Linked DNA regions of Homo sapiens: region 1 is linked to region 2. A link is an interaction called in ENCODE POLR2A ChIA-PET data of the cell type or tissue named here. Cell type or tissue: Panc1. All regions are shown on one strand. Each heading gives the region's core, and the rest is flanking DNA. Links, peaks and the distances in the headings are about the cores only.

Region 1 (5,380 bases), core at 295-5,294, 1.3 Mb before region 2:
AGGGACATGGATGAAGCTGGAAACCATCATTCTCAGCAAACTATCGCAAGGACAAAAAACCAAACATGGCATGTTCTCACTCATAGGTGGGGATTGAACAATGAGAACACTTGGACACAGGAAGGGGAACATCACACACTGGGGCCTGTCATGGGGTCGGGGGAGTGGGGAGGGATAGCACTAGGAGATACACCTAATGTAAATGACGAGTTAATGGGTGCAGCACACCAACATGGCACATGTATACATGTGTGACAAACCTGCACGTTGTGCATATGTACCCTAGAACTTAAATTTAAAAAAAAAAAGAAAGAAAGCAAAGTTAGGACGGATAGACTCCAGAAGGCGCCCAGTGACGTCTCCTGGTGATGGCTTTATGATAAACTGTTGCACACACAGCCCTACGCTTATTTTGCCTGTTTGTCATTTTCTCATCTTGTGAGCTGAAATACCGGTTACTTGGGTAATAAAAAGGAACACAGCAGAGAAGCAATCGCACCTGTACAGAAACAAGTCCTTGGCCAGCCATTTGGTCCCCACGATTTTAAAGATAATCTCGTAGGTTTCCAGAGCTTTTAAGTGGACACCACTGGGCAGGGCAGGGTGCAAACACTGAGCTAATCTTTTGCTGATGAGGAGCCGTCTTGGCAACAAGGAGTACCTCAGGTTACTCTGAAGAGCCTGTCAAACAAGACAAAAAAAACACATGAGGAAGAAGGCAGCGATATTTACAATGGAGAGTGGATCTGCTGAAGCCAGAGAGACTGCAGCCATGTCCCAGTGTGGCTGTAAGAAAGAGACATACACAACAAAGGGGCAGAGGGACTGCATGGCGAGAGTCCACAGCAGCTCTGGCAGCGCTGGAGATGAGGCAGGCACAAGGACTTTCTTAGTAGGTGGCCAGCTTCTCGGTCACACCTCTGAGCCCGTGATGGGTGAGGGCCGTGTGCTTCTCCATCTCAGGAAGCCATGAGTAGGGGCTCACTCAGAAGATATGGATTGGGATTAAAGCCTTCCAGGCTGTGACGCCTGACATTTCTACCAGTTGGAGATGGTGCTGGGAGGAACCCGTGTTCTCCAGGAGGAAAACAGCACCACCCCACTGGGCTGGAGCAATGGTAGTCCCAAGCTAGGCTTCCATAAGCAGGATACACGACACGTCTGCGGGAAAGCATCCCAGAGTGCTTGCTGTACCCGAGAAGCAAGGTCGAGAGTGTGAACAGATCGATGCTGTCCTTCGTGGCACAGAGTAACCATGGGCAGAACTTTGTGCGTGGGAGGCCCCTCATGGCTTAATCTTTTTTTTTCTTTTTTTTTTTTGTGAGATGCAGTCTTGCTCTGTCACCCAGGCTGGAATGCAGTGGCGCAATCTCAGCTCACTGCAACCTCTGCCTCCCAGGTTCAAGCGATTCTCCTGCCTCAGCCTCCCAAGTAGCTGGGACTACAGGTGCCCGCCACCATGCCTGACTAATTTTTTGTATTTTTAGTAGAGAAAGGGTTTCACCGCGTTAGCCAGGATGGTCTCAATCTCCTGACCTTGTGATCCACCCGCCTCGGCCTCCCAAAGTGCTAAAATTACAGATGTGATCCACTGCGCCTGGCCGGCTTAATCTTATAACACAGTGTCTGATGTTATCAGGGAATGATCTGCATAAGTAGTTCATTTGCTCACACAAATATTTACTGAAGGCCTACAGGGTAAAAGTTCACGCTTCTTTTTTTTTTTTTTTTGAGACGGAGTCTTGCTCTGTTGCCCAGGCCGGAGTGCAATGGCATGATCTTGGCTCACTGCAACCTCCACCTCCTGTACCTCCTGGGTTCAAGCGATTCTCCTTCCTCAGCCTCCTGAGTAGCTGGGATTACAGGCACACGCCACCACATCCAGCTAATTTTTTGTATTTTTAGTAGAGATGGGGTTTCACCATGTTGGCCAGACTGGTCTCGAACTCCTGACCTCAAGGGATCCACCCGCCTCGGCCTCCCAAATTGTTGGGATTACAGCCGTGAGCCACTGCATCTGGCCAAGTTCACGTTTCTTAAAAGGTCTCCCAAGCACGGCTCCAGCCTTCCTTTCACTGCCCCTTGCCTAAATGCCCTTCCGGCCACCTTGCTAACTCTTCCTCACGTGTGATTTAGCTCAGTGCCCCCATCTCAGGGAGGCAGAACAGGCCTTCCCTCTACAGTGCGAGGGCAGGGACTATCTCACTCTTCTCTGCTGTCTCCAGCACCCTGCACAGTGCCTAGAACAAAGCGGGCAGTTGGGAAGAGCATCTAAGACATGTGCAATGCCAGCTGCATTCCATCCACATCAGAATCGTGGGCCCTCAGCCTCATGACCACAGGGCCATGACAACTTTCCTCTTGTACGCAAACACTACGATCCCACCTCTAAAGCACACTCAGGTTATGCAGGACATGAAAGGAAGACAAGGAAAACAAGAATATTTTTCATCAGATATCTGTGGTCTAAGTGAATTCTCAAATTCAATAAAATGACATCTTTAAAAAAAATCAGATATGGCCAGGTGCAGTGGCTCACACCTATAATCCTGGCACTTTGGGAGGCAGAGGTGGGTGGATCACAAGGTCAGGAGTTCAAGACCAACCTGGCCAACATGATGAAACCCTGTCTCTACTAAAGACACAAAAAATTAGCCGGGCATGGTGGCGCGTGCCTATAATCCCAGCTACTCAGGAGGCTAAGGCAGGAGAATCACTTGAACCCAGGAGGCAGAGGTTGCAGTGAGCCAACTGCACTCTAGCCTGGGCGACAGGGTGAGACTCCATCTCATCTCAAAAAAAAAAAAAAATCAGATATAACTAGTGGTCATCAAAAAAGGGTTGCACTCTGTTACACAGGCTGGAGAGCAAGTGTGCGATCATGGTTCCATGCAGCTTCAACCTCCAGGTTCCAGTGATCCTCCCACCTTGGCCTCCTGAATAGCTGGGACTGCAGGTGCATGCCACCAAGCCTGGCTAATTTAAAAAGATTGTTCTGTAGAGACAAGGTCTCCCTACATTGCTCAGAATGATCAACTGGTCTCAGACTCCTGGGCTCACGCAATCCTCCTGCCTCAGCCTCCCAAAATGCTGGGATTATGGGTGTGAGCCACTGCGCCTAGCCCTTAAAACATCATTTATGAAGAATGTGATACCTTAAAACAAAGGGAATGCTAATAAAATAATGTGAAAAAATGTGCTTATGTTCCAAAAAGGAAAAAAAAAAAAAGAACAGAGGAGAGGCCACTTAACTTCCACACTGTCACAAAGGATGAAAACAGACTGACGGTAGCAGCAGAGAAGGAATGAACGTGGATAATGGATAGCAAACAGTACATTTGCTCATGGGCAATTTCAAACACATAGAACGGTCAGGCAGCCAACATCCAGCTTCACCACCAGCAATGCCCAGCCAGCCCGCAGAAAACATTTCCACGACTCCCATGGCTTACTGATCACAGGCTAACAAGCTTTCTCCATGGATTCAAGAGCAGGAGAGCTAAAAGCTGTCTTGACCTGTACCATTATTTTTGTCAAGGCAGAGTTTTCTCTTTTTAACACTACCAAATCTCATTTTTGCTCATTATACTCTAAGACTTCTGCTATTTGGGACAAAAAAGATGTTAAGTACTTCCCATGGGGAGCATCTGGGATTCCTAAGAGGTTCCCTCAGTCTGTGCACACAGCAGGATCCCTTTCTTCTGCTCTTTTGAGTATAGGCACGGCAACGTGACATACTTGGGGCCAACAAGATGAATAGAATTATGGGAGTCACTTCTGGCACAGATCTTCAAAGCCAACTCATAGCTTATCACTTCTCTTTTCCCTGCCTCTAAGATTATGGAAACACAGGTTGAGATAAAGCCCCTGAGAAATTTCAGAAAGCAGAAACTACTTTCTGATCCAGTAAGGCAGAAATAAACCATGTTGTAAAAGTCACCATGATTTGAGGATTGTTTGTTACTGTGCATAACTTTCCCTATCCTGACTGATAGATCTCTTTTCATATGAACGCAATTGCAAGGAACCACAACCACTCATTTCAAATTAATAGAACTGATTGCTATTTTTTCTCATTTACATGTGTTACCTCACTTCATTTAATGTGAAAAAGACATAGAAAAAGACACATAGCCCAGAACTGAGGCTGTAACCAGTAAAAGTGGAATGAACTTGTTCACTGTATGTTGACCATGTTTATCATGTTTTGATTTTTTGAGACAGGGTCTCACTCTGTCACCCAGACTGGAATGCAGTGGTGTGATTGCAACTCACTGCAACCTCTAACTCCCAGGCTTAAGCAATCCTCCCACCTCAGTCTCCTGAGTAGCCAGGGTTATAGGCGTGCACCACCACACCCTGCTGATTTTTTTTTTGTTTTGGGGGGATTTTTTTTTTTTTTTTTTTTTTGAGCCAGAGTCTTGTTCTGTCACCAAGGCTGGAGTGCAGTGGTGCAATCTCAGCTCACTGCAACCTCCACCTCCCAGGTTCAAGTGATTCTCCCACCTCAGCCTCCCAAGTAGCTGGGATTACAGGCATGTGCCACCACACCTGGCTAATTTTTGTATTTTTTAGTAGAGACAAGTTGAGCCACATTGGCCAGGATGGTCTTGAACTCCTGGCCACAAGTGATCTACCTGCCTTGGCCTCCCAAAGTGCTGGGATTACAGGCATGAGCCATCATGCCCAGCATCTTTGGTATTTTTTCGTAGAGATGGGATTTTGCCATGTTGCTCAGGCTGGCCTCGAACCCCTGGGCTCAATTGATCCACCTGCACTGGCCTCCCAAAGTGCTGGGATTACAGGTGTCAGCCACTGTACCCAGCCCATGTGAATAATGTGAGCAAGGCCCATCTGAGACAGGCAACTGATTTCTGTTGAAGAAAAGGTGCACTAAAGGCAAACTCAGACTGCTTATCAAGAGAGACAAGCTGCAGTTGTCTTCTTTAAAAATGCAGCAAGAAGGCTGGGTGCAGTGGCTCACGCCTGTAATCTCAGCACTTTGGGAGGCCAAGATGGGCAGATCGCCTGAGGTCAGGAGTTTGAGACCAGCCTGGCCAACATGATGAAACCCTGTCTCTACTAAAAATACAAAAATTAGCCAGGCGTGGTGGCACACGCCTGCAGTCCCAGCTACTCAGGAGGCTGAGGCAGGAGAATCACTGGAACCTGGGAGGTGGAGGTTGGAGAGAGTCGAGATTGTGCCACTGAACTCCAGCCTGAGTGACAGAGTGAGACTCTGTCTCAAAAAAAAAAAAAAAAAGAGAGAGAGAGAGAAATGCAGCAAAAGCAAAGGCAATGAACCAACAGGACTTAGAAAAATGAAGAGATATCCTTCCTTTGTGGTAAGAAAAATAAAATTAATATAACAGTGAAATAT
Region 2 (5,380 bases), core at 142-5,141:
AGGATGTTCAGCTCATTATTTCTACATGAAACCTCTCCCCAGAATTCCTGTTTTCCCCACCAGCACCTCCTATTCTGTTCTGGGCATCCAAAGCTCAGAGAGACATCACGATGTCTCTCTGTAAACCCGCTGTTTCTGGTCTTCTCTACTACTATTAAAGGACAGATGCTGGGGAGACTCCTCCCCCTCCCTCACCTCAATCCCCTCTTCCATCTCCATTGCTTAATCCAGATCCTCATGACCCCTTGTCTGACAACTGCTATAGCTCCCCACTCCTCATCTCTACTCCCTCCAACTCACCGAGCTGTTGTTGACAGACTTATTTTTCTAATATATATATTAATTTTGTTATTTCCCTGTTTGGCTTTGACAGATCAATTTTCCCGCATGTTGAAGTTCACATTTCCTCAGGTTGCTTGTGCTTCCAATGACCTATCTACGTCTATGTATTTTTGAACTGCTGCACTCCCTCCCCCACTCCCCAACCTGGTCTCAAACCTATGCCCCAACTGTACTGGAACTGACACACTGATGTGTTTCATAAACTCACGCCCTTATTCATGATGCTTATTCAGCCCAGAGCACCATTTCCCCACCCCACCGTCACCTCCCTAAACCCCTCCTCTAGCTCTTTGAACCACCTAAAAATCTACCCAACCTCCAAAAGTCAAGTCAAAAATCACCTCTGCTAGGAAGGAAGTCTTTCCTGAGCCCACCAGGGGCTGTTGGCCCCTCTTCCTCTTATATTCCCTCCCACCAGTTCCTGGGACCCTGGACATGTGTCCACCAACAGCCATGACACTTCTTTACTCTCATCTGTTTGGTGTTTGTCATCAGTGAGCCTAGCACCTTGCCTGGGACAGAGGAAGCATTCAAGGAATGCTGAAGGCAGGTGAATCAAATACCTTGTATCTAGGAAAGTCCTAAAGATGCCCTTTTAAACTAGTGGAGGTGGGAAAAGACTAAAACGCCATTTTATATTATTATCAATATAAAAGCTTCTCAGCCAAATGGACCTTGGCTTTCTCCTCAAACTCTGTGGATGACAGAAATGACATTAAAATCTGACTCCTAATGATATGAGGTTTGCATGGTGAAGAATTTCCAAGATATTTTCTGATCTAGACCCTGAGACGGGGGGGATAAAAGTGAAAGATGAGATCAGAGTTAATTTTTTAGAACTCTACCAAGGATAGCCACAAAAATAATCATGATCCAAAAGGAACATAGCTTACCATGCATGTGGACCTATATGTAGATATGAATATGTGTGTGTGTGTGTGTGTGTGTGTGTGTGTGTGTGTGTGTGTGTGTGTTTCTATGTAGGTCAAGAGTGATGTGAATTTGGGCAAGTTACCTGAACTCTCCAAGGGTGAGGTTCCTTATCTGTAAAATGGGGGTAGCAATGATGTTCTTGTGAGGATTAAATCAGGCAAAGTATATAAAAGCACTTCACCCATTGCCTGGCATATAATTACATTCAATGGGGGATGTAGGGAAGAGAGAGACAGAGAGAGAGCATGCAAGCTAGCACACTGGAGGATGGGCTACCAGATTCATTGTTCACTGTCTTAAACACACGCAACCTCCCCTCTCTTGCAGTTTGGGTTCTGGCATCTTTAACAGTTTCATGGGCAAATCACTTCAAACCTCCACAGGTGCTACTTCACCTGGGCAGCAGTTGCTCACCCCCTACCCCTTCCCCCTCCCCAATTTAACCACACTTGCTGTGTTCTCAAGGCTGCTGATACACAACAAACTAAGAAAGTTTTTAATAGTTACCAATCACAGTTTTCAAAATCCACTCATTTTTGCCCTTGTTTTTGGGTTTAAAAAATCCTGGCATTTTCCTCAGAATTGCTGAACTATTAGGTGTGTAGATGAACTTGTGTTTTCTTGCTCTCCTACTCCAATTTCTTAGACTCAGACATGGAAAAGCTTCTCTGGGTCTCAAGACATAATTTCCAGGGTGCGTGGTTCCGCTGGGTGTGCTGTCTGGTCAGTCTTACCGTTGTGGATTCCACACCCCCACCCCACTGCCCCAACACCTATTAAAGCTGAGCTGACGTAACTTCAGGATACATTTATTATTTCTTACCTTATCATTCACAATTAGTGCAAATGATTAGTTCTCTGCCTTGCTCTTTAAAAAGAAAAGTCTTCATGGAGTCATTTTATCTACTTGTGAACCACAATCTCGTTTTTTTTTGGATGCTCCTTTGAGACTATACATATTTAATTCCTTTAATATTTCATCATAGAGCAGTCCTTCAGAACCTCTTATTTTAGTTGTTCCTTTTACTTTGGCAAAAATATAAGACTAAAGAAGCTGCAAATCTTGTTTTCCTGCCTATTTAAACAGCATCTAGAAATCTGAAGTAATTGTCTCCTCTTATTTTAAAGGTTTTTTTTTAAAAAAAAAAAAACAGCATACTAAATATTGTGGCATGGAGTTGAAAGCTTTAGGTCTGCAGCATTTGAAATGCTCAAATCCTGTCTTTAAAGAACAGTATTTCCTCTTTGTGACTCAGTGCTGTTATCAATATACAAGGCTGATAGAGTAATTTCAAATTCACAACATTATATGTAGATATTCAAAGGAAAGAAAAAGAGCTTCATGTGACTTTGCTTAATGGGTTTACCTATAGTTGTAAATGTATACAGTAAGTGATCCATATTTGGGAATTATCATGTAACAATTATTTCTAATAATAATTGATATAATCTATTAGAACTTGTGAGAGGTTTCGATGTAAATAATTTACCTGCCTAGCAGAGAGAAGGGAAGGAGAGTAAGCAGGGGAAAATGTTTCTAAAATGTCCTATCATTGGAAGTAAATGATCATAAATGTTTTTGCGTTAAGTTAGGGTTTGGTTTTAATTTTCCCTTGAATTCTAATGTTCCTACACCTTCCAAATATATTTTAAATCTTCATTAAATAAATCACATTTTAATCACACACGGAGCTTAAAAGAGGTGATTCTATGACAGATATTCAGTATTAGCTAGTGAAGGAGAACATTGGTTGAAGGTACCTAAAACCACGTGCATAAGGAACAGTTTATTTCTTATTTGGTGATTTACTATTTCAAGTCATTTTTGTGTCAAAGCTATAAAAATCTCCAGTGCTAAAAAGTGTAAGAAGAAATGAGCTAGCAAAAAAAAAAAAGTCGGGGGAAAGTTAATTTTTAAACTTGCATTACTTTTATTTTCCTACTTTCTGTTATTTCAGAATGCATACTTGGAATGAATCCTTCTAGAGACGTCCACGGTATGTTAAATTCCAAGTTATATTTTTAAATAAAGTACACACCTTCATAGATGTGTATATGATTTTATATCTATGTATCTCTATGTATAACTTGTGATATAATTTAACCAAATAATTAAGGCTGTTTCTGCTGATTCCAATATACTTAAAAGCAGTTCTCCATATTGTAAATGTTATACCATATAAAATATTTCAATGAAAGCTTAAATGATACCCTCAGTTCTACAGCGTTTACCATAGGTGCATTCTGATGCTATTAAATGCCTCTATACAACTCTCTAAAAACAAAACAGAGCTTGGCTTCCCTCACAGCCCAGCTTATTACCTGTGTTATAGCAGTGGTAATGCAAGATTTTTATGAGAGTAAAATGTTTACTAAGCATTCCTAAATTTTAAAAAGATTAATTTTAAAATGTCCTCAGCTTGCTACTTGTGAGGTACACAATGGGTTTATGAAGTGAAAGTGAAATCATCACACATTAACCATAGCATCCCACAGAAACATTCAGATGGAGGAAGGATGTAATGGAAGAACTAAGGGCTCTCCTCCCCCCTCTCATAGTAATTAGATTTGAAAAGTGAAGTAATCTCAAAGCCACTTCAGAAGAAAAAAATGTTTAATTAAATTCCAATGTTCAAAACTGGATAGTGTGTATGGCAGGTGATTTGTACATACATGTTACTCTTCATCAAAATTGTTTTCCATCCCTGTGACATCAATACAAACTGCAGCTATTTGGTTCCAAACCATAGCAAGATACATTCTATTTTTTAAAATGTAAATGGTCATTTAAAATAGAAATAATTCTTTTAGACGTACTGCATTTTTACAAATGTGATTTTGGAAATATATTGCTCGCAAAGGGTAATTTTAAGAGAATTGTTGAGATTCTAATCCCATCTTTATGCATATTTTGGGGAGGCTTTTGAAAGAGCAAAAAGGTAAAAGATTTAGTTATCTTCTGAGACCACCTATAGTTCTTTACCTAAAGTTGTAGAAGAAAAACGTCAATGCACTGTTACTGTTTTCCAATGAAATTATTTTTCTTCCAACTAACCAAGCAGTACTTTTTAAATCCACTGCAGAAATGTACATTTCATTCCTGTTGTGAGCCGTTTTCAATTCTCCTCCCTCCCTCTCCCCGCAACAAAATTTGGAAAAATCTGTCACGTAGCATCCGCCCAACGTATCGCTTCGTTGTATTTTTTTTTTTTTTAATTTTGCATTATGACAAAAGTAAATTCTAGCATTACTCCAGGGAAACACTGGGAATGAACCTGGTAATGTTTCCTTTCCTTTCTCCCTTAGGCAAAGGAAGGGGAATTCTGTATTGTCGCTAAAATGAGCGCTCTTGGTGGAAAGGAATTCCTCACTTCGTACACGCTGTGGCTGTCCTTGAAAGTGCAGGCTCCGTAAAATGCCCGGCCGACTAAGGGGTTCCCTTTCCCCGGAGCCCCTGCCTCTTTCCATTCATTTTAGATCCTCAGTAAGGAAGGGCAGAGGTTGGTCTGTTTCTTCTTTTCAAGAGGGCACCGCGCTGCGCAGTTAACAGCCTGCGCCGCTCCGGGGAAACCCAAATGTCCCGCGATCCCATCGAGTCAAGGAGCAAAAGCTGTGATTGCTATCAGCTTTTTGTCGGGCTTCAAACTCGGGGTTTATCGGTTGAAACTCCTAGCTGAGCAGCTCCCACGACGCTGCCTCTGACGGCTAAACTCGGTGCATGCAAGGCTGGGACCAACTTTCCTTACTCGATAAAGGAACTTGACTCCCTCCTGGGAGACCGCAGCCCGAGTCCGACTCGCAGCCCCCGTCGCGGGGTTTAGGGTTTTAGGCAAGCGGCCCGAGACCCAGAGGAGCCTCCCTGGACCTTTCCGAGGGGCAAATCACCCGAGTCTGCTATTTCCCCTGGAGTCAAAAGCCTACTTTTGGAGCCGCCACACCCTCGTGCTCCCTCCCGCATCTCGGGGGTTCCGGGGGATGCACGTGGGGGTGGCCCCAGGAGCCCTGGGTGGGATCTCGGGGAAATGCATTGGAGACCAGGCGAAAAGGTTTCCCTTGCCCAGAACTTGCCTCTAGAGCGGGCCGCGTCCGAACCCGCAGGCAAAGG

What was found. ChIA-PET counts read pairs that join two places held together with the same protein. Peaks named below come from ENCODE experiments on the same cell type or tissue, not always from the same donor. Only the 100,000 strongest peaks of a DNase experiment are listed, where the experiment ranks them.
Region 1: POLR2A ChIA-PET joins it to region 2 with 5 read pairs; 2 of 35 experiments call an interaction of 5 or more read pairs at or near these places.

The regions. Positions count from the first base shown.
Region 1 is chr21:36,194,371-36,199,750 of GRCh38, reverse strand. It overlaps DOP1B (DOP1 leucine zipper like protein B), which reads right to left. Exons shown (of 37, transcript NM_001320714.2): 3 at 500-681. Among named protein-coding and RNA genes, the nearest start is that of DOP1B, 40 kb to the right of the region's middle. In Panc1, for the core only: no CTCF peak of the experiment used is centred there; no DNase peak of the experiment used is centred there; H3K27ac peaks cover 2,049 bases.
Region 2 is chr21:34,890,817-34,896,196 of GRCh38, reverse strand. It overlaps RUNX1 (RUNX family transcription factor 1), which reads left to right. Exons shown (of 9, transcript NM_001754.5): 3 at 3,234-3,272. Among named protein-coding and RNA genes, the nearest start is that of RUNX1-AS1, 57 kb to the right of the region's middle. In Panc1, for the core only: no CTCF peak of the experiment used is centred there; no DNase peak of the experiment used is centred there; H3K4me3 peaks cover 810 bases; H3K27me3 peaks cover 229 bases.